Regions from separate parts of the Homo sapiens genome. Here region 1 is linked to region 2. Evidence: chromatin loops called from intact Hi-C (ENCODE). Cell type or tissue: Caco-2. All regions are shown on one strand. Each heading gives the region's core, and the rest is flanking DNA. Links, peaks and the distances in the headings are about the cores only. Region 1 overlaps LINC02093 (long intergenic non-protein coding RNA 2093). Region 2 has its middle 120 kb from the start of LINC02093.

Evidence for each region. A loop is a pair of places that touch in the nucleus more often than their neighbours do. Peaks named below come from ENCODE experiments on the same cell type or tissue, not always from the same donor. Only the 100,000 strongest peaks of a DNase experiment are listed, where the experiment ranks them.
Region 1: a loop joins it to region 2, with 9 times the contacts of the local background. A loop is called at or near these places in 1 of 110 quality-filtered maps.

What each region holds. Positions count from the first base shown.
Region 1 is chr17:13,294,981-13,300,368 of GRCh38, forward strand. LINC02093 (long intergenic non-protein coding RNA 2093) reads right to left here. Exons shown (of 5, transcript NR_146885.1): 4 at 4,839-5,007; 5 at 4,201-4,254. Among named protein-coding and RNA genes, the nearest start is that of LINC02093, 9.1 kb to the right of the region's middle. In Caco-2, for the core only: no CTCF peak of the experiment used is centred there; a DNase peak (open chromatin) is centred at 2,381.
Region 2 is chr17:13,180,645-13,186,032 of GRCh38, forward strand. No RefSeq gene overlaps it. Among named protein-coding and RNA genes, the nearest start is that of LINC02093, 120 kb to the right of the region's middle. In Caco-2, for the core only: no CTCF peak of the experiment used is centred there; a DNase peak (open chromatin) is centred at 2,457.

The DNA.
Region 1 (5,388 bases), core at 248-5,247, 110 kb after region 2:
GAATTAACACAACAAAAGGTTATTTCTCATTCATATTACACATCTGTCATGGGTTGATGGGGGTTTTGCTCTACACAATCATTCGGGTACCCAGAATGATGGAGGCTGGCTCCACCATCTAATACTGGCATCATATGGAACATTCAGCCTCATCAGTCACATGGCAAGGTCAGAGACAATGGGAAAGTTGCACGCAAGCTCCAGAATGCTCCTGCCTTACAGTAACGTGACCCCATTGACCTGTAAAAAACTGGAAAATATGGGCAAGTATGTAACACCTTATTAATATTTTATTTTATTTTATTTTATTTTTGAGACAGAGTTTCGCTGTGTCACCCAGGCTAGAGTGCAGTGGCGCGATCTCCGCTCACTGCAAGCTCTGCCTCCCAGGTTGACGTCATTCTCCTGCCTCAGCCTCCCAAGTAACTGGGACTACAGGCACCCACCACCGCGCCTGGCTAATTTTTTGTATTTTTAGTAGAGACGGGGTTTCACTGTGTTAGCCAGGATGGTCTCGATCTCCTGACCTTATGATCTGCCCGCCTCGGCCTCCCAAAGTGCTAGGATTACAGGTGTGAGCCACCGCGCCCAGCCTATTTAATCATTTTTAAATGGTGTAATGCTTAGCTTTCTATGGCTTTATTCTCAACCTTAAGAATAGTAGCTGGGAAATCATGGATTTGGTCTGCTATTATATTTTCTCTAAAATGTGTTAAAATAAATCACTTTTAGAATTACAGAATTTCATCCATATGCCACCTAAAATCATTCTACCTACTACACAGTGTGTCACTTTTAGAGGAAAAACTAGTTTGTTGAATGCAATCAATTGCAGTAGAGGAAGAAGGAAATGAGGTTACATGGGAAGGACTGCTCAAAGAGACTGTGAAATGCTGTGGGGTTCCTGACTGGAAATTTGGGATCAAATTTGAGAAAAAGAAAATGACAATTATGTCCCCAGACTAGGACAATCATTCTGTTTTTTTGTTTTGTTTGTTTTGATTTTTTTTAGATGGAATCTCCTTCTGTTGCCCAGGCTGGAGTGCAGTGGCACCATCTCAGCTCACTGCAACCTCTGCCTCCCAGGCTCAAGCAATTCTCCTGCCTCAGTCTCCTGAGTAGCTGGGATTACAGGAACTCACCACAATGCCCAGCTAATTTTTTGTATTTTTAGTAGAGATAGGGTTTCTCCATGTTGGCCAGGTTGGTCTCGAGCTCCTGACCTCAGGTGATTCGCCTGCCTAGGCCTCCCAAAGTGCTGGGATTATAGGTGTGAGCCACCATGCCCGGCCAGGACAATCATTCTAACTTGGAAATATTGAAGAAGATGGAAATGCATAAGAATTCGGCTATGGAAGGTTAATAATAATATTAAATAAATGGAACATCAAAGTGAGTTTCAAAATTAGGGTTTTAAATTTCCACTTAAAAAAAATTTTTTTTTTAATTCTTATTGAGACATGGTTTTATTCTGTTGCCCCACCTGAAAAACAGTGGTGCTATCACTGTATTCCAGTGGCTCACTGCAGCCTTGATCTCCTGGACTCAAGTGATCCTCCTGCCTCAGCCTCCTGAGTAGTTGGGACTACAGGCGGGTACCACCATGCCCGGCTAACGCATTTACCTCTTTCAGAGATTTGAATTAGCCATTTAACCAGGCTGAGTAGTTGAATAAGTAAAGCTGCTTCACTCAAAAATCTCTTTCCTTTGATGATAACGATCAGTGGTATTTGTTACCAAATGTTGCACAAAATTCTTTTCCCACAGTATCTCATTTGATCTTTGCAACAATGCTATATATTAGATTTGATTAATATTCCCACTGTATAGATGAAAAATCTGGGGCCTATTTACAGTGAAATACTTGCCCAAGGTCACAGAGCTGAAGCTGAATCCTAGGTCTTTAACTAAAATCCAACCCTTCAAAGGAACTCAAATTTCCCACCTGGTTTTAGGGGTTTTCATTATAATCTTTCTATCATTTTCTTGTCTTTTACTATCTTTTTGGATATAAGCAAGGTGTAAACAGCAATAGTTGAAAATTTACAGAGTCAGTTCTAGGTTATCACTAACTAGGGACCTCAGTTAGATTGAAGTGGGTGGCTGGGATGGGAAGAACTTTTCTATTTAACTTAAGACTGTTAGATAGATTTTCTGAGCGGTTATTCTGTCTTGTTTCATTTTCTTACTTTTATGTTTTCTTTCTTTCTTTCTTTTAAACATTTTTCCAGTCTAAAAGCCAGAATCAACAGGATCAAAAATCAAACAAAAATTCTGAGCTTCCCTAAGGACACACATGGGGGATTTGAGAATGTCAGCTGTACAAATATGACGCCATCTTTAGACAAACTGTCTGGAAGGATGGGTTGGGGGGGTGGATCCAGCTCCTGTGTGTTGCATGCAGATGTCATATGGCCATGCCTTTAGCCAGCTTTATTATCTGACAGATACGGAGCACAAATATTGACTTTTGCTATTTTTACTGTAACTGCAGCCATAAACATTGATTACTTCAGGAGAGTGCAGACAGGAAGAAGGCAGCAGTGTCTCCATGGCCCAAGAGAGCTTTTGTCTTTGCCGCAGGGCAGCCCAAAAAAGAGTAGGACTGTGCATACGATCCTTATGGAATGATTCAATACAGAAATAGTAAAATGGTGATGATGTGAAAGATCCCCCAGGTTTGAGGGACTTAAAAATATCCCTATGGGTTCTGTATTGTCATCTGTGTTCATTTAGCCCAAGCAAATTCTGAATGCAGGAAAGAGGGGAACTTAAGAGCATTTAAAAGCCTTCCTCCTTCCATGGTGCATGCCTGTCTTCTGGGCAGACTTCCTCCTCTTCTGATGGCAACACACAGTAATTGATAATTACATTTTCCAATTTCTTCCCCTCTACATCCCAGAATTATTTGCTTGGCAAGAGAAATAATCAATCAATCAATGTATATTGCGTTGTTGGTCCTTTGTAGGAAATGAAGGGATGCCTCTTTTGATGACAATCTGTTTATTTGGCAGATGCAAAAAAAAAAGCAAGGGAGATTTTCTGATCTAGTCTTTTCATTTGTTTGTTTTAGATTCAGAGCCTAAAATTTATGTTTCCTGTGTGGAGTAACCCAGATTTCCTGTTTGATTAGGTCTAATGTGTTCTGCATGAGCTTCTGGAGCTAGAAAGATCATAGTGAACATTATGGACACTAACAGGATGATGGTGGGACAGACAGCCAGAAACTTGAAAGTGGGTCTAGAGGATGACTGGTTTCCATCTGCAAGAAAAGGTCTGTTGCCCCCTAGTATTCACTTCAGCTGAACTCAGCATCTCAGCCAGGCACTCAAAGGCTTCAATAAGTTTAAAGCAGAAGAGTCTCTGTCTCAAAGTGCATCTCATGCCAGCGCCCAACTCTGGCCTAAATCAGCCCAAAGTAAACCGACTTGAACTTTCTCCAGAGATTCAGGGAGTAAGAATGAAACCAACCCAGACACCTTTAGGGGTCAAAAATCATTCAGATAGGTACAGAAGAACAAAGCAACGAATGGCTCCTCATGGCCCGGAGGGGGAAGGGGGCCGTGCGTTGAAGATGGAAGTATGTATTTTAGGGTTTTTTTGGTTTTGGTTTTGGCTTTTTTTCTGTTGTTGTTGTTGTTTTTGAGATGGAGTCTCGCTCTGTGGCCCAGGCTGGAGTGCAGTGGTGCAATCTCGGCTCACTGCAACCTCTGCCTCCCAGGTTTAAGCAGTTCTCTGCCTCAACCTCCTGAGTAGCTGGGAATACAGGTGCCCACCACCACACCCGGCTAATTTTTGTATTTTTAGTAGAGATGGGGTTTCACCATCTTGGCCAGGCTGGTCTTGAACTCCTGACCTCGTGATTCACCCGCCTCAGCCTCCCGAAGTGCTGGGATTACAGGTGTGAGCCACTGCACCTGGACTATTATAGGTATTTTAATAAGAAGTTAAATCTTTTCATATGGAGTCTGGCTGTCAGGTGGCTTAAGACATTGAGCACATTTGCAGGACTGGCTCTACCACCAAACCTGCTGGTATCTGCCTTTAGAAGAGTCATTCATTCATTGATTAAATAAGCTTGACGGAGGAGTTTCCACCCATAAGTGGGGTAGAGCATATGAACATATCATGTAGAGGAAAGGGCATGGTTTTCAGAGTCAAGCAGAGTTGGAAGCAAATCCAAGTTCAAACACATACACTTTGTGTAATTTCATAAAGATTTCTTGTTTTTATTTTGAGCCTTGTTTTCATTATCTATAAAAGAGAAACATAACATGGTTGTTGCTAGGCTGAAACAAAATAATATTTGTACAGTGTTTAGCATATACTGTAACCAAAATACCTAAGTCCCCTCTCACTACTATAATTGCATAGCAACTTCTTCATTTTCCCTTTACCAATATCTGAACTCTCTTACTTTGGATAACTGTTATTAGATAACAATGAAACAATTTTTGTGTTCAAAAGTGTATTTTATTTAAGTATGTATTTTGGTTATCAAAAATGTTGGGCTATTTTGTAAGTTTGTGGAATGATATTGACATTAATTATTAGGCCAATTGGTTATAGTAAGAGTAAAGAAAGTTTACTCTTTCTCTTCATTTTCATACCTCATCCCCTGTAAGAAATATTAATCAATAAAATACAGAATGGTATCTACCAAGCAGTTTATAGCATAGTTTGGGCCTAAGCTTAAATTTAAGGCAATTCAGTGGGACCATTTACAATGTCTTAGAAAACTGGCTGACACGTCCTATTTGCAGAGAAGACTGAAGAAGTACCCTGTTTGTTTAAAATTAACATAAAATATTATTCTGCCTATCTACCTTTGCATGTACCTTGTAGATCACCTTCTTTGAGCTTTAGTAAGATGAGTAGAAAGATGCTATATTTTGGAGTTACTCTCCACCACTGGTTGTATAATCCACCATGATGGGGAAGCTCTTTTCCAGTTCCCAGCCTGTAAGACTTGCTGTAATTTCACACTTGGTAATATGAGCTTGTTTTCTGGATCATCAGTGTTGGGGGAAAAAAAAAAAACAACTTCCGTTAATGGATGGCAGTCTCTAGAATTTTCCATTGAGATTGAGTAATACAATTCATTATCCTAGTTATACATCTTAGGTCTCTACTTGGAATCATGAAGTTCTTTAAACCAAAATACCTAAGTCCCCATTTACTGCAATAATTACATAGCAACTTCTTCATTTCCCCTTTACCAATATCCACTGAACTCTCTTACTTTTGGTAATTGTTATTAGATAGCAATGAAACAATTTTTTGTGTTCAAAAGTGTATTTTATTTAAATATTCATTTTGACTATCAAACATACCAAAAATGTTAGGCTATTTTTGTAAGTTCATGCACTGATGTTGACATTAATCATT
Region 2 (5,388 bases), core at 139-5,138:
CATTTTCTGCTGTGCCACTTCACCTGAGTTTGCTGCTGATGGAGGCCCAGCACTCCCCTAGTATAGCTTTAAAAGGCAACACAAAGCTTATTATGGTTGTGGCTTATCCAGACTCCCACCCAAGTACAGCAAGTAACAGGCAGTGACTCAATGTCCATTTAAAAAAATCTGAGTCTTGGGCCGGCCATGGTGGCTCATGCCGGTAATCCCAGCACTTTGGGAGGTCGAGATGGGCGGATCACGAGGTCAGGAGTTTGAGACCAGCCTGGCCGACATAGTGAAACCCTGTCTCAACTAAAAATACAAAAAATTAGCTGGGCATGGTGGTGGGTGCCTGTAATCCCAGCTACTTGGGAGGCTGAGGCAGGAGAATGGCTTGAACCTGGGAGGCAGAGGTTGTAGTGAGCCGAGATCGCACCACTGCACTCCAGCCTGGATGACAGAGCAAGACTCCATCTCAAAAAGAAAAAAAAAAAAGAAATATTAAAGTGTACATATATTTAGCAAAGAACTCATGTCCAGAATATATGATTCAATTTTACAAATCAACAACAAAATTTTCCAAGTAAAAATGGGCAAAAGACTTGATCAGGTACTACCCAAAAGAAGGTAATCCAAATTGTCAATAAGCATATAAAGGGTTGGTGCTGAATATCATTATTCATTGAGGAAATGCAAATGACAACCCAAATGAGATACCACTACACCCCCACCTGAATGGCTAAAATTAAAAAGTCTAACAATATTAAGTGTTAGCAACAATGTGGGTTAACTGAAACTCTCCTACTTGACTATTGACACTGTAAAGTGGTTCAGCCACTTTAGAAAACTGTTTGGCTGTCTTATTTTTATTTTTTTCAAAGTTAAACATATTCCTACCCTACCTGATCCATCAAATCTCCTTCTAGCTATGTACCCAAGAAAAATCAGTGCATATGTCTCAAAAAACATTTGCAGAAAAAAATGTTAAAAGCAGCTTTATTTCAAAAGACAAAATTTCAGCAAATGTAGTTTAATGATCTATTTGGCATTTATTTGTGATTTATGAGTTGGGCAGCATCTCGTCTAAAAATAGAGAGGTGCTTTGCTGTGCATGGCAGAACAGCCAGTTTTGATGAGGTAGCTTGAACAGGAGCAAGAAAACAACATAGTACAAAAAGTGGATTTGTTAATATCAGGTTACTTAAGGTTACTTTCCTTGTAAGGGTTAGAGCAGAGGAGACTTCCTTATCGTGTTGACAAATGCTGGACTGTTCAGGGATTTGGCTGTCATCTCTCCTGACTTCTTGGAAGGTCAGATAAATTTAGTTTTGATTTGATGACATGGAACTTTAGCACAAGTGACTTAATTTTGGTTTTGTATGTTGGAGCCTAGGGCAGGAGCTGAGTCCAAACCAATGGCCTCCCATACATTTTATTTAACAATTATAATGGCCCAAACTATCAAGAACTCAAATGTCCATATCAACAGGAGAATGGATACACTGTGATGCATTCGTGCAATAAATACTGCTCACTGGTAAAAAAGAATGAACTGCTGATACATGCAACATGAATGAATCTCAGTCGTTAGGTAGAATGAGAAAAGCTCAGCCACAAAGGCATGGGTACTGTGTGATATCAGAAGAGACACCACTAATCCATGATAATCAGAATCAGAATAGTGGCTTGTTCTTGGAGAGGAGTGGTAAAAGGACACAAGGAATTTTTTTGTAGAAATAAAGTATTTTATATCTTGTGACATCCAGTGTGCAATGTGCAATGATAATATGCATTTTACTGTTTATAAATTATGTCAATTAAAAAAAGACAAAAGGAGAAAAGAAAAGAATAAAGTATATGTCCCAAGCTTATAGAGCACCTGCAAGACCTTGGGTTTATACTGAGTTCTCTTTGGCTTCAGCCCTTTTCCCTTCCTGTTAGAACACAAAGCTTTCCAGGGGTCACCTGGTTTGTCCCTGGCACTGCTGCTGGGTGTCACCTCATCATAAATCCATCCAATGTTGCTGCACATCACTGCTTCCTGGTCCTCAGGAGGCTAATGCTCCTGACAGGTGCCATCTGACCATGTCACTACCTGAAGAGCTGACCTGCTTCACAGGCAGGGGGACAGAGTGGCACATCAGAAAGCCACTGCTATGCATTTCACCTACAATTAAGTGCTAAGGAATAATAGTGGGGCTTTTATGCTACATGCATGTTTTCCTTTCCATTAAATCTCAGATATGCTGTTTGCATATCTTAGTTCAGGCTGCTCTGAAATCCATAGGGGGAAAGAAACCCTTCATTAAGTTCAGCAGCACTGTCCGGCAATGCAGCAGCACTCCTATTTATTTTTCCTTCTGTAAATATTTGTGCTCTCTCAGGCTAAGGAGTGGCCTGTGCTAGAGACTAAAATATCCCCATTTATATCCTCCAGGTGCAGCAGGAAACGCCTGACCTCTCACCCTGCCCCTGCAATGACCTCAACCTCACTTATGGGGACCACCCTCTGGGCTGCCCTAATGCAGACCCATGATCACCTCTCCAGGTTGACTGCTGAATAGCAGGAGAAGATGAACCTGAAATTGAATGGTTATTGCAACCCAGTTTTTTCGGTCGAAAGGTGAAGGTTACTTAGCTTTTGTTGCTGCCTTCAAGCTTGTTAATGAAAAGATGGAAAAACAATATTGACATCAGTGAAGTCCAATTTGTTCAGAAATGGAACTTGATTTATTATAGAAATGAGATAGAAGACAAATGAAAAAGTAAGATATGAAATAAGACCAATAATAGGAAGAAAATTGCAAAAATCTTAAAGAAATATTATTACTTTTTCTACTGAGTCCATCCATCTGGGTTTTCAAATTTCTGCGATTCACAAGAGGATCATGACATGAATGTTAATCCAAAATAAGAGTTCCTATTGTAGCTGCTGAATGTATTTGCCTAACTATCTCTCACTGTTAACTCAACTTGCAGCTAAGGAAATTTTGTTTGTTCATTTAATAAACATTTATTGAACTGCAAATTAGTCCAGTATTTGGTTTATGAATTTAATTTTTAAACTTTCAATTTTCCATCTCTAGAAATTTACTTCCTTTTACATTTTCCCAAGTTTTTATCTTACTAATTCGTGTCAAAGCTGTGATGCTCAATGTATTTCTAAGTTATCACTTACGTAAATTGCCCTATCTAGCTTATAAGACCATGATGAGGAGCAAATGAAGCAATTTTGATAAAAATATATGAGAATATTTTTCATTTTGAATACATTATTTGACTTTTGATGGAAAAGAAAAACACCAAAGACATTAATTTATCTTTATAACTTTAATAATAAGCTTATAAAAATTAAAACAAAAATACAAAAATAGAACAAAATAGGGAAAGTGAACTAATATGAGATCAAATTTTTTTTACTAAAAAATGTGATTGTGAATTTAAAAATGCAATAAAGTATATAAACATTGGATGAAGGTCATAAACAGCAAATAGCACTTGGAAATATCTTGTCACATTCTAAACGTCAAAGGAATTCTCAAAAAAGTCCAAAGAAAAATAGTATAAGCCATAATTTCTTATCACTTTGCAATAAAATTAGAAATTAACTAAAAAGGGATAAGATGGGAAAAAAACCCAAATCAAATACAAAGAGATTTTAAAATACTTTCTGAAGTAACTTGTAGAATGAGAACTTCAATGATAGCCTACTTATGAAATAATGATTTATCTATCCATCTCCCTTTCTCTGGATGAGAGCCTGGGGGAGGGTAGTGAGTGACACATTCACCTGCCTTCTTGCTTCTATAGCTCTTCCAGTAGCTGGAAAGGTACAATCTGCAGTTGACTCTTGAACAGCATGGGGGCGTGGGGCGCCAATCCCCTGTACAGTAAAAAATCCAGGCATAACTTTGGACTCTCCAAACTACTAATAGCTTCCTGTTGACAAAAAGCCTTACTGATAATATAAACAGTCTATTAATACATATTTTGTGTGTTATATGTATTACATGCTGTATCTCTACAATAAAGTAAGCTAGAGAAAGGCAAATTTTCTTAAGAAAATCGTAAGGAAGAGAACATACATTTACTATTCATTAAGTGGAAGTGGATCATCACAAAGGTCTTCATCTTCTTTGCCCTCAGGTCGAGTAGGCTGAGGAGGGGGAGAAAGAGGAGGGGTTGGTTTTGCTGTCTCAGGAGTGGCAGAGGAGAAAGAAAATTCACATATAAGTGGACCTATGCAGTGCTAACCTGTATTGTTCAAGGTTCAGCTGTATTTCATTTTCTTCTGCAAGATAGGATCACTCGTACTAAATACTCAAAGTTTAGCCCCTGAAGCCTGTATCATTCAATCTAATTACGTAGGAGAAGGAGGAATTAGAGACTCTTTTTTTCAAGACAAAGGTATGTCTTGCTGCAAAATCCTACTCTTAAATACCAGAAGCTGAACATTCATTGTTTCAGTCTTCTTACCTGAATTCCTTTTGCAACAATTCCTAATTACTTCCGGGGCAAATGGGATGCCTGACGGGAACAGGGGTGAAGATTATTTTTTAGGCAAAATAGTAAAGCCCGTTAAGAAATTTACAAATATTACTACTATTGTACTTTTTTGTTAGAAAAATGGTAACATAAGAACTGAATTAAATGAGGAAGCAGAAGCCAGGGAATAATAAAATGAAAGTAGCAATTAATAAAACAGAAAAGAAAAAAGTGAAATTGATAAATTAGTCAAATGCTAGTCCTTTGAAAGGGATAATAAAATATATAATGTTAAGGTGGAATAGTCTTAATAAAAAAATTAGAAAAAATAGGCAATCTGAGAAGCAGAAGGGATATAAAATCAGATATCAAGAAGTATTAAAACTACACAAATAATACAATATAACACTTTATGATAATAAATTTTAATGTTGATGAAATGTTCACTTTCCTAGGAAGTATAAATTGCCCAATTAAAAAATCAGATTAATAATAATAAAACCTAGTTATCCATAGAAAAAAAAATTATGAAAAAAAGAGGCTAAACACAGTTTTACGGTCAGTTTTTCTTGATTTTTATGAAACAGTTACTTGTGTGCTGGAATAGGCTAAATCTTATTAAAAAAGTAAAAATCTTTCATATCTCTCATGCTAGAGCCTAACAATATATAATAAAAATACAACATAGGGAATGAGCTGTTTGAAAGAGTAAAAATCTTGTAGAAAAATAACAACAGTCTAGGCCAGGTGTGGTGGCTCATGCCTGTAATCCCAGCACTTTGGGAGGCCGAGGCAGGTGGATCATGAGGTCAGGAGTTCGAGACCAGCCTGATCAACATGGTGAAAACCCGTCTCTACTAAAAATACAAAAATTAGCCGGGTGTGTTGGCGTGCGCCTGTAATCCCAGATACTCAGGAGGC